Linked DNA regions of Mus musculus: region 1 is linked to region 2. Evidence: chromatin contacts called from ENCODE Hi-C or POLR2A ChIA-PET data. All regions are on one chromosome and are shown on one strand. The core of a region is the stretch at or near the end of the contact, and the rest is flanking DNA. Distances in the headings are between cores, read along the strand shown. Region 1 holds the start of Nxt2 (nuclear transport factor 2-like export factor 2). Region 2 holds the start of Tmem164 (transmembrane protein 164).

Region 1 (5,233 bases), core at 2,124-4,623, 450 kb after region 2:
ACTACATACATGTGAATAACTTGATGCTTTTAGGTTAGGAAGAATTAATTTTTTTTTAATATTGGCATAGTAAGTTCAAAAGAGTCAGAATCACCTAAAGTAGTGCTTTTGACAGTGAGTGTGATAAGGTCCAAATAAGACAAAAATCCAGCAGCATTAACTCTATTGGGTCAAGTGACACATTATTTGTTTTATTCTCAAAGGTAAGTTGGATTAACAGGATCACATATGCTCTTGCACTTAATTAACTATGTGACCTGTTTTTAAAAAACAAAAACCCTTTGTCATGTGTCCCATGATGGCCTCAAAGCCACTCCACCTCTAGGATTCTACAATTCCAGGTATGTACCAAGAGGGCTGGGCTATGCTTTCCCCTACCCCTTTACTCTATCTATCTATCTATCTATCTATCTATCTATCTATCTATCTATCTATCTATCTATCTAATCTATCTATGTAATCTATCTATCTATCTATCTATCTATCTATCTATCTATCTATCTTATCTATCTTATCTATCTATCTATCTATCTATCTATCTATCTATCTATCTATCTATCTATCTAGTACTTTTCTGAAAGCAGATCTTAGCTCTGGCTGTACTGAAGCTCACTATGTATACCGGGCTGGCCTTCAATTCAGAGAAACACCTACTTGTTCCTCCCAAGTGCTTGGATTAAAGGCATGTGTCATTAAATTCAACAGCATATATTAGTTCTGAAAGCACCAAGACAGGACAAATGACAGATATTCATGACAAAGGACAATAAACATCCATTGTCATAGCTTTTGCCACCTCCAGTTTCAAGTCAGCAATAATAACATGTTTTATCTTACTTTAAAAAGTTTTAAAAATAACAAAACTGTCCTGCACTGGTGGGAGAACAAGGCAAGGCTCATTCCATCACATACTGGAATAATTAATTCCTTTAAAATAGAGTTGAGATGGGGTTGCAAGATGGCTCAGTGGTTAAGAGCACTGACTGTTCTACCAGTGGACCTGAGTTCAATTCCCAGCACTTACATGTCAGTTCACAACTATCTAACTCCAGTTCATACATGCAGGCAAAATACAAATGCACATAAAATACTATAAAAATAGAGTTGAGGAATAAATTACAATGAAGATTTAAAAAAAAAGTGAGACCTTGATCTATTGAAAACTAAAAGCATGTCTATTCCTGGAATTCTTATTGTGAGCACCAGCTACAACTGAGAATCTTAAGCAGACCAACAGATGTCCCTGCAATGACACACCATTCCACACCATCATAATTTCTTTAACTATGTTAATTCGAGGGACTAAGAAAAAATCAACTATTTATATACAGGTGTGCTGGACCCAGTTATATGAAGTGTTTAATTTCCGAACTGGGGATATAGGACAGTGGTAAAGTACTTGCATAATCTGTTAAGGCCCCGAGTTCAATTTTCAGCACCGCAATTTTTTCTATTTAAAAATAAAACGAGGTAAAGAAAACTTGGGACTTTGCCTATGAACATGGAACTAGGTAAAGTCAAACTTATGATTCCAGAGCTGATATCCCCACCAATACCTTACCATGCCCTCTATAAGCAACTCGTTTTCTTTTTATATTTTTATTTAAACGTTTTTAAATTTAAATATATTTTGATCATATTCTTTCTCTCCCCCAAGTCCCACCAGATCTTTTCCCCAGCCTTCCAACATGTTTGGGTTTCAAAAAACCCAAACAAAAACTTAATACAACAAAACACTTCCCAAACCAAACCAATAAAACAAAATAAAACAACACCAAAACTGAAAAAAGAACAACAACATAAAAACAATCCACCAAACTGTACTCAAATGAAAGCAACTCTTCAAGAACTTGTGCACCATAATTACATATGCAGGTCAGATAAATGGTATTTTAAAAATAAAATTTAAACAAAGAACAATAGAGACTATAAAACTCACATGTCGTCTTTTGTCCATTGTCTCATAGTAAATATTGACAAATTCCTCGGCAGCTCTACATGCCTGATCCACATAAGTTTTAAAATTCTACGAGAAAATATTCACAAATGTAGATTATAATTCCACCAATCCCCCCTCAAGCACAAAATACACAAAAGAAGTTGTCAATTTATGCTCATCATTCTAAAGCTGCATTTGAATTCCACTCCTATGACATAAATTTGAGTATTAAGATTAAGGCACAAATTTCTGCTTGAAAATCTGCTGCTAGTTTTAGGTGTATGTCTTTAAAACACATTCATCTCCCATCTTTTCATTCGTCACATATGAATCTTGGTTCTTTGCTTGGCATGTATCTGTAACTCGGAGATGTGCAGAGGCAGGGACCCTAGGTGTGAAGTGTGGGCAATTATTGAGTAGGCTAGCAAAGCGCTTCATTTCAAGCGCTTATGACCAAGCTCAAAAGCTACTGCGATTAAAAAACAAACAAACAAACAAAAAAACCAAAAAAAAAAAAAACCTGTCAAAATAGAAGTGAACGTCTAAGCAGCCTCACGGAGACATTTTTCTTACGTTATATAACCACTCACTCGTGTCTGGAAGTGAATTGCAGAACCTAAGAAATGAAACCCCTCAGATCCATTCTCACCAGAGTATCCCTGATGAAGTAACCCTTTTGTGGAGGCAGTTCTAGTCTTTGAAATAAATAAAAACAATCGCCACCCTTTTTCAGGGATCCGGAGCTTTTGCTTGCTCTATCTATCTATCTATCTATCTATCTATCTATCTATCTATCTATCTATCTATCTATCTATCTATCTATCATCTATCTATCTATCTTTAAGCGCCAACGGAAAGAGGGCCACCTAAAGCCACCGGCCACAGAGCTGCATCCTCACACAGGCTGCTGGACTCCCACCAGCCGCTCCATCTCCGGAGCAGGGGGCGGGCGGAGGGCGCGAGCTCCGCCCCAGGGGCTGGCGGGCTGGAGCCTGATTCGCCACTCGCTCATGCTCGCGCCTCCTCCCTTCTCCCTCCCCTCCCCTCCCCCCTCCCCTCCCCTCCCCTCCCTTCCCCTCTCCCTCCCCTCCCCTCGGCTGCCCTCCCCTCCGCTGCCCTCCCCTCGGCTGCCCTCCCCTCCGCTGCCCTCCCCTCCCCTCCGCTGCCCGAGCCCTAGCTTGCTTGCTCCTCGGCCAAGCCGCGGGCGCCAGGAGGTGTCACGCACTCACCACTGCCAAGGCCATCAGGGGGCTGGAAATGGTCTGCTCCAGAGCTGGCCCCGGAGATGTCCGCACTTCCGCGCTCGTCTGGGTCCTTTGGCTGTGGAAGGATGAGATGTTTAGCAACAAAACGAACCTCGCCAATGGCACAGATTTCTCAACCCGCCCATTGTCCCCCGGAAGTAGCTCAGTCCGGTGTTAAAATCACCCCGATGTTCCAACTTTAAGCAGCGTTTCCCTTCAGTTCCGAGTGATCCCGCCCATCCGTTTTAAATTACTTGCAAACTGTTTATTTACCATAAGAGAAACAGATAAACGAAAAAACTAACCAACCTACACCATCCCCCCAAAACCCCAACAAAACAGAAGGGGAGGACCTTGCTTTTGTAAGCTTAATATGGAAAACAAATACATCTCAAGTTCCCAGCTACCTGTCCTGGCACAAGTTAATATTAAATATTCAATTTTGGGTGGGAACCTCTTCACACGAGGAGGCGGGGCCAAAATTTGAAGGCCAACGAGAAACGGGGGGGGGGGGAATCTATGTCCGTAGCCAATAGGAAAAGGGGGCAGAACTTATGGAAAGTAACACCAACCGCCAACTGCACGAGGGCTGAAAAATTTTAAAGTACAGGGGGTGCTGAAAACTGTTTAAAGTACGGCCAGTGGGGTTTAAAAACTGTTTAAAGTTCTAAAATGTTCTCCATTTTGAGCCTTGGCCACTAAGCTTCGCTGGGCTGCCTACAATTTCTCACGGTTTAATATACAAGCATTTCACGGATTCTCGCCACTCTGGGGGGATTATATAACAAGGACTACCCCCCTAAACCCTACGGTGTGTGTTTCCACAGCGTATTCAAGAACAGCAGGACAAGAAACAGTTTAGTAGTGATCACAAGCACGTTTCTAAACATTTTTACTCATACTCAATTATTTATGACAACTATAAGTTAAATATTATTTTCTTATCAGTCTATTTAAAAAAGTGATTAACCAGCGACTACCTAGGATTTAAGTACAAGTAATGTTTCACTACTCCACTGCCATTTTTTGTTTGTTTTTGTTTTTTGGTTTTTGTTTTGTTTTGTTTTGTTTTTTGTTTTTGTTTTTTTTCGAGACAGTGTTTCTCTGTATAGCCCTGGCTGTCCTGGAACTCACTCTGTAGACCAGGCTGGCCTCGAAGTCAGAAATCTGCCTGCCTCTGCCTCCTGAGTGCTGGGATTAAAGGCGTGCGCCACGACTGCCCGGCTCCCACGACCGCCCGGTTCCCACTGCCATTTTTTTTTTATTACGTATTTTCCTCAATTACATTTCCAATGCTATCCCAAAAGTCCCCCACTTCCCTACCCACCCATTCCCATTTTTAAATATCACTGCCATTTTTTAAAAAAACCAATGATTTCAAAGCGGCTACCGCCGGACTTCTAATTTTTGAATCAAAATATTTCTATAAACTTACTATTTGTAGTTGATTTGTGGCTCCACCCAGGAACTGCCCGAGTTTCCAAAATGTTGGTCCCCATTGGACCAGTTACTTCGAAATTTTTTCATATCTTTATCCTCCGTCAGCTCTCACTATCCCACTAACGGTTACCGCTCACTTCTCCAAAGCTGAGCAACTGAACGTCACTGCGCGTGCGCCTTAGTTACTTCACTTTTTTTTTTTTTTTTTTTTTTTTTTTTTTGTCGGCGATGATGCTCACTTCCTGTATTCTTTTTTTTTTTTTTTTCGGGACAGGGTTTCTCTGTATAGCCCTGGCTGACCTGGAACCCACTCTGTAGACCAGGCTGGCCTAGAAGTCAGAAATCCGCCTGCCTCTGCCTCCCGAGTGCTGGGATTAAAGGCATGTGCCACCAAGCCCGGCTTACTTCCTGTATTCTTATAATTCTTATAACTTCCGGCGCGGCTGCTCCCACAAGATGCCCCACTGTTCTTTATATGCTAATGAATCACAAGTCTGTATCTTCAGTTCTAGCTTTTTTATGGAGATGAATTATACATACTGAATTTGACTAATAGTGAAAATGAGAATGGTCTGCATGTTTCTCGGGTTTCTCAGAAACTCAAGTCCAA
Region 2 (5,387 bases), core at 1,103-3,602:
CTCAGCCACTCCTGGTTTAGGACTGGAGATTTGCAACTCCAAAGGAGAGTGGGTTTGAGGTCAGTCAGTCCCTGATGCTAAACCTTTTTTTTTTCCCTTGAGGCAAGTGACTTCTATCCTAGAACCTGTAACGTGAGGATAATAATCTCAACCTCTCTGGCCCTATGCAAGGTTGTCACAATTCACCTGAGCATAACCTTCAACAAATATAAAAGCAATAAAGATGCTAATGACAGGCTTCAAAACTACTCCGAGTCAGAGTCAAACAAGCAAAGTTTTCCACAGCCTGGAATCTAAAAGTCCTGATTGCCTTCCCTTTCTTCCTTTTCTCCTCAAGCTGCAGGAAGTTAGAGCCTCAGAACTTCCCTGAGCAGGCCTAGGAAAGAACAGATTACTGGTACCCAGCTGGCAACTTCCCCTATCAATCCCATTTGCTTGTCTTAGCATAGCTTAATGGGTAAGAGGTCAGGGAAGCAAAAGAAGTCAGCTTTCTTGAACACCCTTGGAGCATAGGACGGAGACTTCAAGTGGTAAGATGGAGAAGTTTGAAAAAAGGAAAACCCCTCTCACACGGGATCGCGATCTCCAGCCTGTGAGGAAATTAGGTTGCTCAAGTATCTTACAACCTAAAAGCTGACCTCACCCCGAGAGCAGACACCCTGAAATGAAAGAGTCATTAAGAGAAACCCCTAAAACTATTCCCCCCAATGTACCACAGTGGAGACAAAGAAGCTTGTGTGACCACCACCTCCAGGAAAGCCTGTCACCAGGCCCCTTGGGAAACTACTACAAAAGGCAGGAGTGCTGGCCATGCGCCACAGATGTGATCCTGAATGGTCACCTAGCTGGGGCTGGACTTCCTGCTGGTGAAAAGGCCAGGCCCCAGCAGAGCTGAGATGGGAGGGGCATGGGGCTCCAAGTGCAAGTCATTTCTAGGGTTCACCTCCACTGTGGGGCTGACCTGTTGTGCAATGCTGAAGTTTACTAGCACAAAAGCGGATGCTGGTTGGAAAAGCATTTGTAAGGGTCCCACTTCCCACGGGAACGAAGTGCTCTACACACCAGTGTCCTGAGCACGCTAATGACTCTTATCACTTAGGCTGCCCAGGAAAAAGTCAACAGACTCACATGCATCATGGTGACCAGGTGACAAGGGTTGAGCAGGTAGATGACGGTCTTGGTGGCGAACTTAAAGCCCACCTCCACCCCGAAGATCAGGCACAGGGCTACTAAGAGCAGATTCTTGCTCAGGCTCTCCTTGCCTTCCTCTGGCCGCTGGGTCACCTGCTGTGGCTGGCTGCTACGGCCACCCCTACCGTCCTCCTTCTGCCTCAGGATGTGCCGCAGGGCCACCAGGATCTCCAACAGGGCCAGGGTCAGGACCACCACACTTTCCAGCAGCCGCTGCTGCCAAGACAGGAAGGCAGCACAGTCGGGGCCCCCATTGCCTGCAAAACTGGGGTCGACGCCCCCATAGAGCCAGTCCAGGAGACTTTGGTAGCTATACCGGGACATGATGCAAAGTGGCTCCACTTGACTACGGTACAGGAAGCAAGAGCGAGATGGAACACGAGACCGAAGGGTTGCCCGGGCGGTGGAACATGTAAGGAGGGCACACCCGCACCCCCCTCTGGACACTGGGGCACCTAGAACAGGGGAGGGAAAGCTACACGCGAGGCCCGGGATAAAGTGCTGGCTCTAACTTGTCCCCACGGCTGTCTGGGGAGCCCCCCGCGCTTCTCCAGTGGCCACCAACGAGGCAGGGTTGAAAGGAGCCGTTGGCCAATCTAAAAGGAAGGAGAGGAAAAAAAGGTCTCAAAGAGGCAATTGCACGGGAATTAACGAAGCGGGGAGGGGTAACTAGTGAGGGAAGAAAAGGGGAACGGGAGTGGTGGCCAAGCAAGCACGGGTGAAGGCAAGTTGGAGGCCAAGAGGGTCAGGACTGGGACCTAGGGGGCCCGGCACTAGGCACTGCCGAGGGAGCCAAGCGGGAGGCAGAAGGGGGTGAGAGAGAGAGGGGACACGCGGAGGCTAGGAGAGAAGCTAGCAGGGCTGGGCAGGCGGGGAGGGCGACGGGGAGGGCAGGGACGCCGGACTCCTCGTCTCAGCCACTCCACGAGAGGGGGGGGGGGTCTTACTCCTGCAACCGCGTGGCCGTCTCTGCCCCCAGCTAGCAACTTCGCCGCCGACGGGGCCCCCTCTCCAGCCAATTTAGAGCAGTCCCGGTCCAGCCTCCCGCCCCTGGGTACACCCCCGAACCCCCAGCTCCACCCCCCCTGGCCCCTCACGCCCGCCCTCCGGGCCAGCGCCACCCTCAGCCCTCCGCCTGCTCCGGACCAGCCCCCCAGGCGCAGGCGGGCGGCGGGAGGAAGCCGAGAGGGAGGGCGGGGACGCGGGGCCAGCCAGGGGCCGGGCCATGGGGCCGCCACCCTCCGCCCCGCCGCCACCGCTCCATCTTCCCGCTCCTCCTCGTCCGGCCCCCCGAGGACTGGCCGCCGAGTCCCCCTGGGGCTCCACTCACCCGCTGCTCGGCTCCGCTGCCCGGGCTCCACCGAACTCTCCGTCTCCCCTCACTCCCCGCAGCCCCAGGCGGCACTCGGCTGGGCTCCCCAGGCGGCCGCAGCAGCAGCAGCAGCCGCCACCGCCGCCGCTCCGGCTCCTCCTCCTTGCCTTCCTCCCCCGGCAGCCGCCGCTCGCTTCCTCCGGTTTCCCCTCCCTCTCTCCACCCCCTCGTCGCCAACTCCCTCCACCTTCGGCCCTCCTCCCGTCCACTTCACCCCCTCCCTACACACACACACACACACACACACTCCTCCGATCCACTTCACTCCCTCCCTACACACACACATACACACACACACACACACACATACACACGTCTTCAAGCCACCACTGCCCCGCCTCGCAGCCTTCCCTCCACAGCCTACCCACTTCGTCCTCGCTTCCCACCTCCTGCCCTGCTTCCTCTCTGCTCCCCACCCCACCCCACCCCACCCCCGCCCCCACCCTGCTACCCTCGGAGGCCCCATCCCCGCCTCTTTCCTCCTCCTTCTCCAGCCTGGTCTTCTGCACTCCAAGCGTGCACTCGCGCACAGTTTTGCTCTTTCGCCACTGTGACTGAATTCACCTCCCCACCTAAGCCTGGCGGACTAACTCCTCCGTTGACCTGGTTCTCGGGCCACTACTTTGCATACCTGACCACATACTGGGCACTCAGCCGGTCCTCGCTAACTTCTAGGAGTAAGGCTGTGAAACTGATGGACAGGCTTTAGCTTGGGGAGTGTGCTGAGTATGGACTTCCTGCTTCCTCCCTTCGGCCTTGAAATGGGAGATTCAAAAAAAAAAAAAAAAAAAGACCATAAAAGTATTGCTCACCTTCTTGTCACAGCCTCACTTTCTTCTTGAGTGCCTAAATTTGAGGATTTCTCCTCGGACTCCTTCTAACCCAGCTCTGATGCTTTTCTCTCTCTCCCCCCTCCCCCCACCCTACACAAACCTTGCTGGCTCTCTCCCTCCTTCCCTCCTGCCGTCCTTCTTCCTCTCCGCCCCCTTCCGACCACAGCGAACCTTCAGTGATAGACTTGGTGGAGGAAAAGAAGATTCTCCTGACCTCTTTCCCTCCCCACCCCCGTCCCCCACCCGCAGAGAGAGACAGAGACAGAGACAGAGAGACACAGAGAGCGAGAGACAGAGAGAGCGCAGCTGCTTCCTAACCCCACCTTGGAAAGAACAGCCAGGAAAAGTGAGCGCTAGCTGGGTCCAGGGGGCCCCCTCTTCTCTGACGCTCTCTACCTCGTGGCTGGGCTGGCTCCTCTAAGGGCCGGTAATTAAGGAAAGAACTACTCAGAATGTACCTCATATTGGTTTAATATTTATTGCAGACTCGCATACGTTAGAAGAATATCCAGAAAAACCACAGTTAGGTACCTTGCTTAGGAAACACTTTCTGATGTCGACTGTAAGCCAGTCTTAAGATGTAAACTACAGTCTCCTGGATTATCAGGCCGATACCTTCCCATCCTTTGCAACCTAACAAATACAGCCAGGCAAGCTTGTCTGACTTTAAGCTTTTTGAAGCATCCACCAAAGGCAGGATGTTTTTCAAGAGGCTAACTAATAAAGAATGGCCAGGAACAAGATCAGTTCAGAGGCACTCACTTGGCCCTCCTTAGGCGGTTTTGTTGTTGTTGTTGTTGTTGGTTTTTTGGGGTTTTGTTTTGTTTTGTTTTTTCTGAATCTCGGCTGTATGACCAAAGAACAAAGTGAGGGGGCTCCGAGCACAGGAATGTAGCATCTGGAGGCCTCAAGTTCCTTATCTTTGAAGAAGGATGACAATATAGCTCATAGGGTTTTGCTCGTTCAAATGAGTTGACTTCTGTAAAACATTATTTCCTGTCTGTCACGTGGAGCGTATCCACTAAATACTACCTGTTGTTAAGAATCCAAGCAAGTGCCTTTAATTGGTGGTGGCCCACGCCTTTAATCCCAGCACTTGGGAGGCAGAGGCAGGCAGATTTCTGAGTTTGAGGCCAGCCTGGTCTATAGAGTGAGTTCCAGGACAGCCAGGGCTACACAGAGAAACCCTGTCTCAAAAAAACCAACCAAACAAACAAACAAAAAAAGAATCCAAGCAAGCATTTGCATGTGCCTTTAAGTGATACACTCCAATTCGGTGCCCTCCCCCACATCTACAGAAACAAGCCACCTTCCAAAACCCACGGAAAAATCACTCTTCTCAATCCCCCACCCAGCCTCCAGCGGGCTCTCCCTCCTCCAAACTTGTATAGCATTTGTTGCGTGCACTTCTCATTTTCTTCTGAATCACATACTGCCTTCCATTGTTCTCTCTGTGAGTCCTGCCTCCCACACCCAGCTCTTCCACCGACCGCATGGGAGGGTCTTAATGTTTTCTACACAAACATACCCCTCGGTGCCTAACAGAGTGACACATAGTAAACACCAAAGAAACACAAAGAAAGTGTTGCCCCTATAGGTAAAGAGGCAAGGAAGAAATTAAACAAATGATGGGTCGAATTTTAAGAACAACAACAAAAATGCTTTTTAAGTGCAGCATTTTTAAATTATTTTATTTATTTATTCATTCATTCATTCATTCATTCATTATGTGAGAGCACGGGACACTCAAGTACCATGTCATGTGTTTGGAAGTCCGAGGACAAGAGTCAGTTCTCTCCTCTCACCGTGTAGGTCCCGGGAGTCCAAGTCAAATCTTCAGGCTTGGCAGCAAAGTGCCTTTACCTGATTATCCATCTCACTGGCTCTTAGGGAAGTCCTAGTGCCCCATAGTGAAAAGGGAACCTGGTGTGGACTAGCAGTTTGAGCAGTTCAGAGCAGTTGCAAGAGAGGCTGCTCTGGGGCCCCTGGGG

What was found. A loop is a pair of places that touch in the nucleus more often than their neighbours do. ChIA-PET counts read pairs that join two places held with the same protein, here RNA polymerase II (POLR2A).
Region 1: a loop to region 2 is called in a map of heart, with 7 times the contacts of the local background. The contact joins the promoter of Nxt2 here to the promoter of Tmem164 in region 2. A Hi-C loop is called at or near these places in 1 of 37 maps with a recorded cell type or tissue (heart). POLR2A ChIA-PET finds 5 or more read pairs at or near these places in 1 of 5 experiments (Patski).

Annotation. Positions count from the first base shown.
Region 1 is chrX:142,226,317-142,231,549 of GRCm38, reverse strand. It overlaps Nxt2 (nuclear transport factor 2-like export factor 2), which reads right to left and starts at 3,373. Exons shown (of 4, transcript NM_172782.4): 1 at 3,169-3,373; 2 at 1,940-2,026. The coding sequence starts at 3,183.
Region 2 is chrX:142,678,691-142,684,077 of GRCm38, reverse strand. Tmem164 (transmembrane protein 164) reads right to left here and starts at 2,352. Exons shown (of 7, transcript NM_001199360.1): 1 at 2,139-2,352; 2 at 1,129-1,787. The coding sequence starts at 1,515.